Regions from separate parts of the Homo sapiens genome. Here region 1 is linked to region 2. Evidence: chromatin loops called from intact Hi-C (ENCODE). Cell type or tissue: endothelial cell of umbilical vein. All regions are shown on one strand.

The links. Hi-C counts contacts between places; a loop is a spot of excess contacts. Peaks named below come from ENCODE experiments on the same cell type or tissue, not always from the same donor. Only the 100,000 strongest peaks of a DNase experiment are listed, where the experiment ranks them.
Region 1: it touches region 2 in a loop (4-fold over the local background); 2 of 110 quality-filtered maps call a loop at or near these places.

Annotation. Positions count from the first base shown.
Region 1 is chrX:11,948,382-11,956,381 of GRCh38, forward strand. It overlaps a transcript of FRMPD4 not described here. Among named protein-coding and RNA genes, the nearest start is that of FRMPD4, 190 kb to the right of the region's middle. In endothelial cell of umbilical vein, no CTCF peak of the experiment used is centred here; no DNase peak of the experiment used is centred here; H3K27ac peaks cover 1,386 bases.
Region 2 is chrX:12,023,342-12,031,341 of GRCh38, forward strand. It overlaps a transcript of FRMPD4 not described here. Among named protein-coding and RNA genes, the nearest start is that of FRMPD4, 110 kb to the right of the region's middle. In endothelial cell of umbilical vein, no CTCF peak of the experiment used is centred here; a DNase peak (open chromatin) is centred at 3,320; H3K27ac peaks cover 199 bases; H3K27me3 peaks cover 2,047 bases.

The DNA of each region.
Region 1 (8,000 bases), 75 kb before region 2:
CTATTTAAGAATGCAACCCAGAAGCAAGCCCTCACCAGAGTCCAAACTTGTTGGCACCCTGATCTTGGAATTTCAGCCTCCAGAACTGTGAAAAAATACATTTCTGTTGCTTGTAAGTCACCTAGTCTATGATGCATTGTTACAGCAGCCCAAGATAACTGAGACATAGGGACTCTGAAGCACCTTTTTAGTTCCCCTAGGCTGGGGAATGTCAGAGCTCTTGGAAAGGGGAAGGGGAAGGGCCTGACCTAGCAATGCCTGCTTCAACCTTAACCACTCTGCCTTACTGCCATCACATATTAGCATCTGATTAGGATTTTCTTTGAAAAAAAGGTCCTGTGGATAAAAGGAATCTTGAAAGCCATTTGAAAAATATATTTTAGAAAGATCTTCAGCAGCAATTGTTGAAAACCAAGGCTTTTTGATACATTTTATTTTAAAATAAAATAAATTAGTAACTGACTCATAAATCCTGGTATTCTGGCCAATTAAGATTTTAATGTAGCATCTTGAGATAACATTTGAAAAAAATATGCAATGCTCTGGCAGTCATGAGCATATATATCCTTACATTTTCCCTGCCTCCTCAAAAACCAAAAGATAGATATTTGTAGGTTAATCACATGAGGGCTTTGCTTAGCTAGAATTTAATGAGATGTTCCTTAAAGCTCCTAGAATCTTCTTCTTGGCTCATGAATTAGTGGCTCTGAAGGGCACAGGTTATTAGTGTGTTCTGACTTAAGGCAAAATTAGAGACTTGGAGAAGAGGCTGTTACATGGATTCCATTTTCATGGTCCTATTAATGTGGCGAATGTAATGCCACTGAGTAACATTGGCTCAGTGTGGATTTAGGACTGTGTGGTGTCTGGTGCATGTATACAAGATGGCCGTTCCCTTATGAACTGACTGGTTCATGTAGTCTCACACAAGAAGGTGCTTTTCTTACTCACCTTTCCTCCCCACTGGGGCTTCAAGGATTCCTATTTTGAGAGTCTTGTGGGGAAAACAAAAAAGAAACTTGAAACTTCCTGAGCATGTGTCTGTCCAGAAGTAAAAGAGGGAGGAGGACTGCTTAGAACAGCTAATCTTAAGTTGGAGACATTCAGAAGGTGGCAAGTTTCCAAAGACAAGTCTGATTGTTTCAAAATTTTGGCAAGAGTGAACCCTGCAAAAGTGTGTATATGTGTGTGTGTATGTGTATACGCATGTGTTGGTAAGGGGAGGTAGAAGTGGGAAGTGGAATGTTTTTCCTTTTTTTCTTTTCTCCTATCTGGAATGTCTCTGATTCCCAGGATTTTCAAGTGAGACCAAGCTGGTTGCTTCAATAGGTGGTGATCACACTGACCCAGAAGCCTGAGTAGGGCAAGTGGGCTGTGGCTTGGCAGAATCTGGGGCTCCTCTACTTGCCAGTGAGTTGCCCGATGGTTGAGACAATGTCAAATTCAACTTTTAGACTCCCAGAAGGTGCTCAGTTGTTTTTGGTTTTTTTAGATTATATAACTATTTTGCAATTAATAAAATTGTATATGTTAAAGGTGTTCAACATGCTGCCTTGATATACATATACATAGTGAAATAATTACTAATGGTCAACCAAATTAACATGTAATATGGTTTGGTTCTGTTTCTCCACCCAAATCTCACCCTGAATTGTAATCCCCATAATCCCCACGTGTCAAGGGTAAGACCAGGTGGAGGTAGTTGGATCATGGGGATGTTTTTTCCCATGCTGTTCTCATGATAGTGAGTGAGTTCTCAAGAAATCTGATGGTTTTATAACTGTCTGGCATTTTCCCTGATTGCACTCACTCTGTCCTGCCACCCTGTGAAGAAGGTGCCTGCTTCTCCTTTGCCTTCTGTCATGATTGTAAGTTTCCTGAGGCCTCCCCAGCAATGTGGAACTGTGAGTCAATTAAACCTTTTTCCTTTATAAATTACCCAGTCTTGGGTATTTCTTCATAGCACTGTAAGAACAGACTATTACACAAGTACATTACCTCACTTAGTTAACTTTTTTGTTTGTTTGTTTGTTTGGTGAGAGCACCTGAAATGTACTCTCTTAGAAAATTTCCAGTATACAACACAGTATTATTAATTAGATTCCTCATGTTGGACCTTAGATCTCCAGACTTATTCATTCTACGTAACTGAAACTTTGTACTCTTTGACCAGCATCTCTGCATTTCTCCCTTGTAACTATTAAAGCCTCCTTTATTTCTTTTTAAAAATTGAGATATCATTTACATGCCATAAATTCACCCTTTTAAAACATACATGCAGCCAACAAGCATATTTAAAAAGCTCAACATCACTGATCATTAGAGAAGTGCAAATCAAAAGCACAATGAGATACCATCTCACACCAGTCAGAATGGTTATTATTAAAAAGTCAAGGCTGGGCGCAGTGGCTCACATCTGTAATCCCAGCCCTTTGGGAGGCCGAGGCATGTGGATTACCTGAAGTTAGGAGTTCTCGACCAGCCTGGCCAACATGGTGAAACCCTGTCTTTACTAAAAATACAAAAAATTAGCCAGATGTGGTGGCACACACCTATAATCCCAGCTACTCAGGAGACTGAGGCAGGAGAATTGCTTGAACCTGGGAGGCGGAGGTTGCAGTGAGCCTAGATTGCGTCATTACACTCCAGCCTTGGCAACAAGAGTGAAACTCCATCTCAAAAAAAAAAAAAAAAAAAAAGGAAAAAAACAACAGATGCTGGCAACATTTCAGAGAAAAGAAAATGCTTATACACTATTGGTGGGAATGTAAATTAATTCAGCCATGGTGGAAAACAGTGTGGTGATTCCTTGAAAACCTAAAAACAGAAATACCATTCGACCCAGCAATCCCATTACTGGTTACATACCCCCCAAAAATATGTCATTCCACCATAAAGACACATGCACATGTATGTTCGTCACAGCACTATTCACAATAGCAAAGACATGGAATCAACCTAAGAGCCTGTCAATGATAGACTGGATAAAGAAAATGTGGTATCTGCATACCATGGAATACTATGCAGCCATAAAAAAGAATGAGATTATGTCCTTTGCAGGAACATGGATGAAGCCAGAGGCCATTATCCTTAGCAAACTAACGTGGGAACAGAAAACCAAATATCACATATTCTCACTTATAAGTGGAAGCTAAATGATGAGAACACATGGACACATAGAGGGGAACAACAGACGCTGGGGCCTACCTGAGGGTGAGCAGTGGGAGGAGGGAGAGGAGCAGGAAAAATAACTAATAGATACTAGGCTTAATACCTGGGTGATGAAATAATCTGTACAACAAACCCCCATGACACAAGTTTACCTATGTAACAAACCTGCACATGTACCCATGAACTTAAATTAAAAGTTAGAAAAGCACAGTGGCTCACACCTGTAATTCCAGCACTTTGGGAAGCTGAGGCTGGTAGATTGCTTGAGCCCAGGAGTTCAAGACCAGCCTGGGCAACAAGACAAAATCCCGTCTCTAACAACAACAACAAAAAATTAGCCTGGTGTGGTGGCACACACCTGTGGTTCCAACTACTCAGGAGGCTGAGGTGGGAGGATCACTTAAGCCTGGGAGGTCAAGGCTGCAGTGAGTCATAATGGCGCCACTGTACTCCAGCCTAGGTGACAGAGCGAGACCCTGTTTCAAAAATAAATAAATACATACGTACATGCATACATACTTTAAAAAATTCACCCCTTTCAAGTAAGAGCCCAATTCAGTGGTGTTTAGTGTGTTCACAAGGTCAGGCCTTAGGCACTATGCCTCCTGCATATTATAAATGAATCAGCCCTTCTTTCATGAATATAATAGCCAGTGGTCACTGATATGGGTGGATTAGGGCCCTGGGAGCTTTATCTCCCTAAGGAGACCTTTAGAGGAATAACAAGAAGCAGGCTCCTTCCCAGGCAGGCTAAGTTTGGTGCTTTTATTTCTTGAAGCCGCAAAATCAACATTCCTTGGGAGAGCAGAGTAGGAGCGTTAGATCACAGCTGGAGCTGTATGAGGAAAGTCATGTTTATCAGAGGAACCTCCTCCTTAAGTTTGTCTCAGATGCTGCAGTTTGCATCCCAGGGGAGAAAAACTAATTCTGCTTTCCCCAGAGCCCAATTGTAATCTGCGAAAGGCAGTGGGACCTGGCAGCCATCCAGCCCATGCCTCCCTTTTCCAGATGTGAAAGCTTGAGGCTGAAGCAGTTAACTCAGTTTTTTGCCCTGATTTTTTGCATTTCCTCCTATCTTAAAGACTCTAAGAGGGAGAAAGCTAACCCAAGGGATATATTTGCAGTCATCACCCACCCACATTCGATAGCATCTTACCCTGGGAACTCCCCTCTTCACTAACACCTTCCTTGGCAATGGCTGCCTTGGGCAGTGTGGTTTGGGACTTTTGGGCCAAGGATGGCTGGATAATGAATAGAACAGTGCCAGTCAAGGTGGAGACCATCAGCAACATCAGCGTCACCTTAAGCTTGTTAGAAATGCAACATTTCAGGCACCCCCAAAATCAGGAACACTGAGGGTGATGCCCAGCAAACTGTGTTTTAGTAAGTCCTCCAGGAGATCTATTTGCACGTTAAAATTGGAAATGCACTGAGAAGACTCTTGATCAGGTAGGGCTCGGGGTGCTAAACCTAATGACATGGCTGTGAAAGCTAGTGCAAAATCAATACAAAAAAATAAGTAGACCAACTCAAACCTCTGAAGCTTATCTACACATGGCCATAAATACTCACACATTGTATCATTTCATGTAGGCTAAAAATGAATTTGACTTACCCTCTCCTACCTACACCTGTTGGTTTCTCATTTGGTAATATCCTTCTTCCTTCAAGCAGCTCTATATTGTCAATGTCATTGCAAATAGATTAAATTAAGAAAAGAAAAAATAGTGGAAATGGAGTGAAAAGAAGGGAAACTTTTTTTTAACCCTGCTGTATCCTGTGCCTGTTGACCTAGCATTAAAACTCTAATTTAAAGATAAGTCTCATTAAAGATGTCCCTTTTCAGGAGTGGCATTTTCTGACAATGGAATTTAGGAGTCTAAGATTCCTAACCATGGTACTATTTAAAACTTTTGCCTAGATTTCCATTATCAAATAAAAAGCAAATCCAGGTTTAGCTAAGGAGAAACATTATTCAAAAGGACTATTTCGATGAGGGGTGGGGGATTGTTGCATATGGGGAGAGAACTTTGCAATAGGACGAATGGTCCCACCAGAAGATCTGCAAGCACCGCAAAGGTCAGATAGAAAGGAATTTTCTTTTATAAGAAGGAATAAACAAGGCTAGAAAGAACCAGACATGGGGAGAGCGATGAGCAGGAAATGCCTTTCCTTGAGAGTCAGCCAGTTCTCTTAAGGGGCCATTCAAGGGGGATTGGTTGTTCAGCATATTGATGCTATTGGCAGGCATTTTATCCAGATTAGTCAGGGGTTTACAAACAGTTCAGTTAATCATTTGTGGCAATGAATGGAAATTTGTAGTGTCTGTGTCTGGCCTGTCCTAGGTAAACAAAGGGGTTATTCACAAGTCTTCTTAAAGTCATATGGTTAAGAAGAGTGGTTCTGTGTAGTAAGCCCTTCCTCTGGACACCAAAGGATGGAGGAATTTCTTAACCTGTGTTGTCTTCCAGGCAGTGTATATCATTGTCAGTATATATCACTGAAACATTTAAAAATAAAAACCTCTTAGCATTTATCTAATAACACAATTATCTTTAATTACAAAACACATTTGTTGACTTCAGTTTGGCCAACCTATGTGTTTTGTAATTAAATGGAATTTGCTTTATTAGATAAATTGCTAAATGCCTCTTTTAGGAGAGGAAGTAGTAACCAAACTTAGCATTAAATACATGCAAATACATAACAGAGATTTAAAAAAATACTTTGAGGATAGAATTGGATGAACTATTTAAAGCTGGATGCAAGAGTTGGAACTGAAAGAGATACTACATATTTTTTCCACGTCAGTAAATCTGGTACGTACAATATGTCATGCTGGTGAACAAAGAAGTGCTGAGGAGTCATGAATTACACAGTAATGAGAGAATAATGTGGCTAAGAGGGTGTTCACAGGTTGTCCGGTTAGCACCACTTAAAAATAATCATCATGGTTGAAGTGTTTTTTTCATGTGGAAAGCTTAATTAAAGCAAAGCAACTAAGAGCAGGGGGATCTTTAGGTAGGAAGTAAGGAGGGAAAAAGGTTAATTTTTCAAATACCACATTTTTTTAGTGCTGTGGTACACTGTGACCATTAGCTGCCTACAGCCTCTATAAAATAATGGAAATCCTTTCTAATATCATCTTGGGGTCTTGACAGAATGTTCTACAGTTTTACACTATTGTTCTCTATCATTATATCTGTCAATATAGTTTCTACCATCATAAATTGATGGTAGAAACTGCAAATTCCTTATGGGAGATTTGTTCCTGACCTTGTTGGTGTCCTTGGGGGCTTTTTAGCAGAATAGGAAAGTCTTATTATCAGGGATGAGTCTAAAACCCCTTCAAAAAAAAACCAGTGACAACAATAACAAGAATAGGTGTCTTAGTCCATTCAGGCTGCTATAATAAAATATCATAAACTGGGTAACTTATAAACAACATTTATTTCTCACAGTACTGGAGACTGAAAAGTCCATGTTCAGGCAGATTTGATGTCTGGTGAGGGCCCACTTCTTATAGACGGTGCATTCTCACTGTGTCCTCCACATGACAGGAGCAAAGGGGCTTCTTTGCATCTGTTTGATAAAGGCCCAATCATGAAGGCTAATCCCATTCACGAGGGCTGCACTCTCATGACCTAACCACCTCCCAAAATCCTCACCTCCTAATATCATCACCTTAGGAGTTAGGATTTCAACATATGAATTTGGTTGGTGGGTGGGTGCGTGGGGGGACACAAACATTCAGGCCATAGCAATAGGAAGACATTAAGAATCAGCCAGGCTTGCTGGGCACAGTGGTACATGCTTGTAGCCCTAGCTAATGGGGAGGCTGAGATGGGAGGATCATTTGAGCCCAGGAGTTAGAGTCCAGCTTGGGCAACACAGTGAGACCCCATCTCAAAAAAGTTAAATAAATAAATAAATGTATGTATGTATGTATGTATGTTTGGGAGGCCGAGGTGGGCGGATCACGAGGTCAGGAGATCGAGACCACGGTGAAACCCCGTCTCTACTAAAAAAATACAAAAAAATTAGCTGGGCGTGGTGGCAGGCACCTGTAGTCCCAGCTACTCGGGAGGCTGAGGCAGGAGAATGGCGTGAACCCAGGAGGCAGAGCTTGCAGTGAGCCGAGATTGCACCACTGCACTCTAGCCTGGGCGACAGAGCAAGACTCCGTCTCAAAAAGAAAAAAAAAAAAAAAAGGAAAAAGAATCAGCCAGACATAGGCAGTTTATCAACTTTATTTTGTTTAAACCTTGCAACCAGCTAAGTGGGTATCATTTCACTCCTACTAAGTGGGCATCATTTCACTCCACAGATGACAAAATTAAATTTCCAAAAGGTTAGACTCAAGTCTTTTCACTACACTTCAGGAAGTTTCTAACATGCATGGCAGAAAAAGGTATCCCTCTTTGAGCCCAGATTTCTGAAGGACCAGTAAGGGGTCATGAAGGAGGCAGAAGTAGGGCTGGTCTTTCCAGCTTCTCTCATCTGTGAACCATAATGACTGCATTTTAGGCTCATCTTTGCCAAGTTGTCAAATCAGTTTTGACACAAGCAGACAGTCAAAACAAGTTTTGGAAGATGAACTTTGGAATTCTTATTGTCTGCCATATGCTTGATCGCTGCTGTATCCGCCAAAATAGAGCCATCCTCAAGCCGACCCAGCTCTTCACATAGCTAGAACTAGGCGCTCTGTTCTCCCCATTCTTCTTATTAGTGCTCCATTTTCCCTACTGAAACTGGAGGCAACCCTGATTCTGTACTCTTATTTCTTGCTTTCCAAAGGATGGTATTATAATAAATTCAATTAAAGATGT
Region 2 (8,000 bases):
GAGACCCAAGAAGTTCAGACCCCTCAGTCATCCCTCATCTCCTGGACTCAAATTCCCACGCATGGCACATGACATCTTATCAATGAGTTTGTTCCTGCTCACTGGATTTTTAATTTCCAACCCTTCCCCATAGTGCCCATCTGCTTTGCTTTTCTAAGTTACCATTGCTTGTAATTTCTTTGATTATTTACCATTTCCTACCACTAGAATATAACCTTCATGAAGCCATGGGCTTTTTCCTATTTACTGATGGTGTCTTCATGCAAAGAACAGTGCCTGGCACTTAGTAGTCACTTGAAAGGCAATGGTTGGATGACTCTTTGCCAGTAATGGACACGGGGCACTTGGAGAAATGTTCTCAGGTCTTTATGCTCTCTCATCCACCTCCAGGAACTCTGCTCCATTTTTTTTTAAGCAATAACTCCCTTTAAGTTTCTGCTCAGGGTCTTTAAGCTTAGTTTGCCTTTCCCATCCTAGTCATAACTACAGTGATCATCTTCTTTAGGTTCCTGCCTCAGCCTGCCATTTCTTAGTTAAGCAGTTGCTAAAGAGATGCCCATTCGCTTTGTTCCTTGAATCTTTATTGGGAGAGTGGCAGTGGTGAAGAAGGTAGGGCTGGGAGACTACTTTTTTTTCTAAAGTCAGGTAACTGCAGTCGAACCACAAAGCTTCTGAAGTTCTTTTTACTTCTCCTTTCTTTGTACTAATTCAGACAGATATGAACACCATTTGGCAATATTCCCTGCCATTTTCTTTTGCCTTCCATTTCCATTTCTTTTATCTATAATCTGTACTCTAGCTAAGCTCTGAAAGATTGTCTTTTTTTAGTTCTCACCATGAAGGTTGAATTATAGCTCTAATTTGTTTATTGCCTGCAATACATTTATGATACGTGCATATGTGTGTGTCTGTGCATTTATGAATGTGTCATGCATATATATGTACACATACATACTCATGCATGTACACACCCACATATTCAGGCACTTATATACCATTGTACAGATGAGAAAACTGAAGTTCGGAGAAGTAAAATAATTTCTCCAAGGTCACTCAGAGAGTGAAGTTTAGTTTCTTTTTAGTCCATTTTAACTTACTCCACTTAAAGCCACTCTTGAAAGAGTTGCCAAATCTTGTCAAATTTTGTTAATTTAAAACTTTCACTATGACACATTTTAAGCATATAGACAGAAAGAGAGAATAATATCAAGAAAATCCATGTATTATCCTATACTTGTTTTCACATTTTAGAAAGGAATGATGCCTTACAGAGAAGTAGCTGTTGTATACTTCTTCCTGATCGCATTTTCCCTACCCCCTCCCCAGAGGTAACATTTTCATGATTTTAAAAAATAATTCACATGCTTGCTTTTACATTATTTCTATATACAAATGGATTTATACAAATATATACTTAGTTTTAGCTTTTAAGCTTTTAAGTAATATCTGTTTTGCAGCAGTTGCTTTTTGTTAACATTATGTTTTTGAGTTTTTTCCATGTTGATGGGAGTGACTCCCTTTTGCATTCATTTTAATTGCTCACAGTAGTCCATTGTATGAATATTCCGCAATTTATTTACCTGGTCTCTTGCCAATATATAATTATTCTTTTTCCACATTTTTATTTAAAAAACAATAATGTCACTGTCTGCATCTTATTCTGCCTCTCTGCAACATTTGCCATAATTGACCATCTTTTATTGTACAATTTTTTTTTCTCTTGGCTCTATAACCTCAAGAGTCTTGGTTTTTCCCCCTTCTCCTCTGGCTACTTCTTGGTTTTCATTACCTTCTTTCTTCTGTGTAACCTAAAAATGTCAAAATTCCCCACTCTTGGTCTTGAATCCTTTTCCCTTATCTCTCTTTCCATTTTTTTTTTTCCTGGAAGATCTCACTTATTTATGTGACTTTAAATATAGGTTGATACTCTTCAAAGTGGTGTCTCCTGTCCATACCTCCCCTCTAAGCTCCAGACTCATGAATCATGACAATTGCCTACTTGACTCCTCCTCTTAGGTATCTCAGAGGCCATTCAAGGTCAAACTTAGGACATCTAAGAAAAAAAAAAGGAACTCCTGATTTTTCTGTGTAAACCTGTAATAAAGAGCTTTTAAAATGGCCCTCAACAAGCTGGCCTCCTAGTATTCACATTTTGTCACATCTTTGTGTAATCTCCTCCCTTGTGTACAGACTGGACTCACTGAATTGCTTCTAATGAATCTATGGCAAAAATGATGGGATGCCACTTCCAAGATTAGGTTACAAAAGACTGACTTCCATCTTGTTTGCATTCTCTGTGGCTTTCCTTACTTGTTCACTCTGAGGAACCCATTTGTCATGTTCTGAACTGCCTGATGGAGAGAACCACATATCAAGGAACTGAGAACAGCCTTGGGCCAACAACCATTTGATTGTTAAAGGACTGGACTCTGCCAATGACTACAGGAGTGTGAACTTGGAAGTGGTTCCTGCCACAGTTAAGCCTGATGACTGCAACTACTGCTGACACCTCAATTGCACTCTTGTGAGAAACCCTGAGCCAGAGAGGGTGCAGCTAAACCACACTGGGGCACCTGACCCACGGAAATAATGACATAATAAATGTTTGTTATTTTAAGCTGCTCATTTTGGGGGTAATTTGTTACATAGTATTAGATAACTAATATAACTAATACAAGTCCTATTCATCTCTCAGTGGTCTACATATCAATAAACAATTCACTTGGATATTCAGATTATAAAGTCTTTCTTGACTCATGCCTCTTTCTTATCCTCCACAGCAACCCATTTGCTAGTCCTGTAGCTTCTATCTCCGTTGGCATACACTAGGCCAAGCCACCATCATCTCTTGCCTTGAGAGAGAAATAAGAGGTCTTTAGACAGAATCCTTAGGGAATGTTAAGGTTGTTTTATCCTCCTGTCTTCTTTTCCTTATCAATTTATTTGTTTACTTATTTAATACATTTTTATGTATCACTGAGGTCCTTTTTTAAGTACTAGGGATGGAGATAAAAACTTAACATTGTTCCTGCATCATGGATTTTGCAATAAAATAAGGGAGATATAAATTAATTTAACCGAGAAATGTGAAAAGTCTCTGAAAAGGAGATAATTGGTTCTATGAGAAGAAGATCATATTATTTCATATTGCTACCCAATATACTAATGATTTCTCAAGGAAATGATATTGAGGATCTTTCTTGATCCCAACTTGTTTAAGGCATAATTTTCAAGCACTGTGCAGAAAGTGGTGGTTGATAAAGCTATGCATGTGCCATTGTATTCTATCCTTTAATTGTTCTCTTTCCTTCCTTAATTACCCTCCCCATGTATGAATCACTAGGAGTGAAGTCTTAAATACCAGCAACTGTGTCTGGGCATTCTGCCCTTCACCATCAATGAGTTGGTCAAGCAATAATTATCAAGATTGCATTATACCTAAGGAGGGAAAAAAAAACATTAATTCGTATTTTTCTTGTAATATATAATGGGTGATATATATATTTCATGTCATAAATCATGGCTTAATACAAGCGTGTAATGGTGTAGGATTTCTCTTTAACTGATCACGTCATGTTTTTAGAATCATGAAATCTCTTAGATTGAAATGGTGACTTTTACTGGTTTTTGTGTTCACTCTCCCATATAGTATAGGAATTTGCTCTATAGCCTTCATAACTGGTGATTTTCCAACTTCTGCATAATCACTTCTAGTGATTGTCAACTCATTATCTCACAAGGCAGCTTATTTGATTGTTAAAAAGATGAAATTGTTGTAACTTCTTATATCACTTAGAGTTCTGCTTCCTTTTGACTTATATCTGTTCAACCTGTTTACTTGCAAAAACGAAGTAATCTAATCTAGGGCTCATTGTTACTCTGAAAATTCTTATCAAAAGGCTTAAACTCCTTATGACTAAGGCTTTTTAGATGGCTTATTACTTGTAGGTCTTCAAAGTTAATTCAGTTTGTTCTCTCATCAGTCCAATGTATTCTTTATCTATAGCTAGAGACAATCTTCAAATCTTGAATTGTGAGAAACTATAATTTCCTCAACCACATAAATATTTGATGCCATCATGTGATGTGAGTGAGTAATCTGTGTGAGGAAAACTAAAATCAGCCTGAAACAATTTCTTCCTGTTACATTGAGTGTGACAGAGTGATCAGCAATAACTGTTCAGGGAAGTCAATACTCATTCTTCAGCCTTTGCTTCCTGAAAATAAATTTGCTGAGGTATAAATAAAATAAGCAACAATAGTCCTGATGCAAAAAAAAAATCAAATAAAAATATTTCAGTCCTTGATTCTTTTAAATTGGACTTCATAATGCAGTTATTGACATCGAATGAAATATTTTAAACTAAATTGTTTTCCTAGTCAAAAGGAATAGTAAAACTAATATCTGGGTTAGGTTACTTGTATAGATGAAATTACTCCTGAGAAATGGCCAGTGTAATCTTAAATATAAAGAAATCATTTGCTTATAAACCACTGAAAATAAACCATTTTCTATTGTCTGGTGTTTAAATAGTGCTCATATCTTTGAAGTTCCTATAAGATGGAAGAAGCAAGTTTATTAAATAAGTCACTAGTCTTCTTCTGTTGCCAACCATTGAATTTTATAACCCAACATAAAGGATGCGTTCGTTTTCAATTGCTGCATAACAAATTGCCACAGAATTAGTGGCTTAAAAAACATGCAGTTTATATGGGCCAGGAGTCCATGTGTGGCTTAACTACGTTCTCTGCTCAGCACGTCACAAGCTTGAAAGCAAGATGTCAGCCAGGCTGAGTCCACTACGAAGCTCATGAGGTTTTTGGCAGAATTGAGTCTTTTGCACTTATAGGACTGAAGTCCCCACTTTTCTTGTTGGTGGCCAGCTGCTTCTTCAAAACCAGCAGGAGAATCTCTCTAATCTCTAGGCATTCTTTTGTTGTTGTTAATGTGTGGGGATTGTTTGTTTGTTTGAATAGACTTTATTTTTTAGAGCATTCTTAGGTTCACAGCAAGACTGGGAGGAAGTTATAGAGATTTCTCCATATACTCCCTAGCCCCACACATGCATAGCCTTCGCCATTATCAGCATCTCACACTAGAGTGGTACATTTGTTACAATTCATGAACCTACATTGCTACATCATTATCACCCAAAGCCTATGTTTTATATTAGGGTTCATTCTCGGTGTTGTACATTTTATGGGTTAAGACAAGTGTGTAATAACATGTGTCTACCAATATAGTATCATAAAGAGAAGTTTCACTGCCCTAAAAATCCTCTGTGTTCTACGTATTCATCTCTTATTTCCCCCCAACTCCTGAGAACCACTGATCTTTTTACTATCTGCATAGTTTTGACTTCCACAATGTCATATAGTTGGAATCATGCAGTATATAGCCTTCTCAGATTGGCTTCTTTCACTTAGTAATATGTATTTAAGTTTTCTCCATGTCTTTTCATGGCTTGATAGCCCACTGCTTTTTAGTGATGAATAATATTCCATTGTCTGAATGTACCACAGTTTATACATTTATCTACTAAAGGATGTCTTGGTTGCATCCAAGTTTTGGCAATTATGAATAAAGCTGCTGTAAACATCCATGTGCAAGTTTTTGTGTGGACATAGGTTCTCAACTCCTTTGGGAAAGTACCAAAGAGTGTAACTGTTTGATTGTATGGTAAGAGTATGTTTAGTTTCATAAGAAACTGCTAAACTGTCTTCCAAAGTGGCTGTACCATTTTGCATTCCCACTAGCAATGAGTAGGAGTTCTTGTTGCTACACGACCTTGCTAACATTTGTTGTTGATAATGTTCTGGATTTTGGTCAGTCTAATAGGTGTGTGGTGGTATTTAGTTGTTTTAATTTGCATTTCCCTGGTGACATGATGTGGAATATCTTTTCATATGCTTATTTGCCATCTGTATATCTTCTTTGTTGAAGTGTCTGTGAATTTCTTTGGCCCATTTTAAAAATTGGGTTACTTATTTAATTATTGAGTTTTTGGTATATTTCGGATAGCAGTCCTTTATCAGATGTATCTCTTGCAAATATTTTCTACCAGTCAGTGGCATATCTTTTCATTCTGTTGACAGTGTCTTTTGCAGAGCAGATATTTTTAATTTTAATGAAGTCCAGCTTATCAGTTCTTTCTTTCATGGATCATGCCTTTAGTGTTGTATCTAAGAAGTCATTGTTAAGCCCAAAGTTATCTAGATTTTCTCCCATGTTATCTTCCAGGGGTTTTATAGTTTTGCATTTTACATTTACGTCTGTGATCCATTTCGAGTTAATTTTTTTGAAGGGTGTAAAGTCTGTGTCTCCATTACTTTTTTTCTTTTTGCATAAACTCTGTTTTAAAGGGATCACCTCTTTAGGTCATGCTCACTCAGCCAATATCCCGTTTGATTAAATTAATGTCAACTAATTAGGGGCTTTGATTATATCTACAAAAATGCCTTCATCCCTGCCATTTAATATAACCTAATCATGAGAATGACTCCACCATCATAAAAACAGGCCATGTTTACACTTAAGGGAGGGGATTACATAGGGCATATATACCAAGGGGGTGAGAATCTTGGAGACCTTCCAATTCAACATAACACATTCTGTATACTCATTTCTGGTCCTAACATTTCTGAGCCTCACATTTATCATCTGTCAAATGAGAATTATTGTAGATCAAATGAGAATTGTTACATATATTAGGACCCCACCCCTAACAGCACCACTGTGTTTTTACCTTTATGCTATTGTGGTAACGCTAAAAACCAGTCTAACTTATAGAATCATAAGAAACTTTCCAGACCTCATGAGGCACACTGGCATCCTGGTAGGAGAATGCTATGTCTTCTAGATCATCTCAAAGCAAAAGGTTTTCTAGAAAAGTTAGCATCTACATTGCAACATCTTTTGTTGTTCCCTTCCAGTTCAGCACCACTCTATTAGCATTAACACCCCACAGTAAAGAGAAAGGACACTCACAGTCAAGATGATGGAGTAAACTTGCAAATGAGACATCCCCAGGTAGACCTGTTGGTACTTGGGGTCCTCTTCTAATAGCTTTTTTTTGTGGGGGGGAGGTCCCGATGCTGGTCATCAACTTGGAAACCCTCATCTTGAGCTATTCGGAGAGGACCTTATTTCTTGGCAACTGAAATTTCTGAAAATACAGCATTAGGTAACACAGCAGACAACAAAAACAATATATTCTCTATGGGCAATCTGGGAATGGCAACAAACCACAGGCATCTAACAATTTATTTGTTACGAGAGGAACCTGAACCATGCTAAGACAAATGGACATCAACATTGTTAGAGAAGACACTGTCCATTAGCAAGCACTAGCAGGGAGAAAAAGAAAATGAAGCCTAAAAGCAAGTTGGAGGTAGCCATCTACTTACTAGAGATAAAGACAGAATATTAGCTAAAACAAAGCAATAGGATGAGGAATAAAGGCTATGTTTTTGTGGTAGACATTTCCCTCTTGAGCTGAGTATCTAATACCCCTCACCCCAAACCCAACTGAGCATCTCCTTTTCTAAGGTACTCTAACAGATTCCAATAATGCCTCCACAGGTGGGTTTGGGTGAGGATGATTGATAATGTTTATAAAATATCTACCATAATGTCTGTCAGGTAATGAACACATGTAACAAATGCTAACTAGCAGTGTTCTTAGAAAGAGTAGTATGAGTAGTATACAGTGCACTTTCTCTAGAGGGAAAAACTATAATGTAACAACACCAATGTTCACAGTAATTTATGAGAGGATTGGGTAGAGGAGGAGTAAATACAGAACAGCATATTTCAACGTGCTTGGTCAATTTTCAGTAACAGGAACAGTCATGTTTTCCCCAGGAGGGCAGTCTTTTGGTAGAAACTGTAGTGAATACAAGCATGCATCATCTTTGTCAATGTGATGAATGCTATTCAGAAAAAAGTGTTATTTATAAGAATCTTCCAAAATAAATTCTACAAGAGATATTTGGCAGGT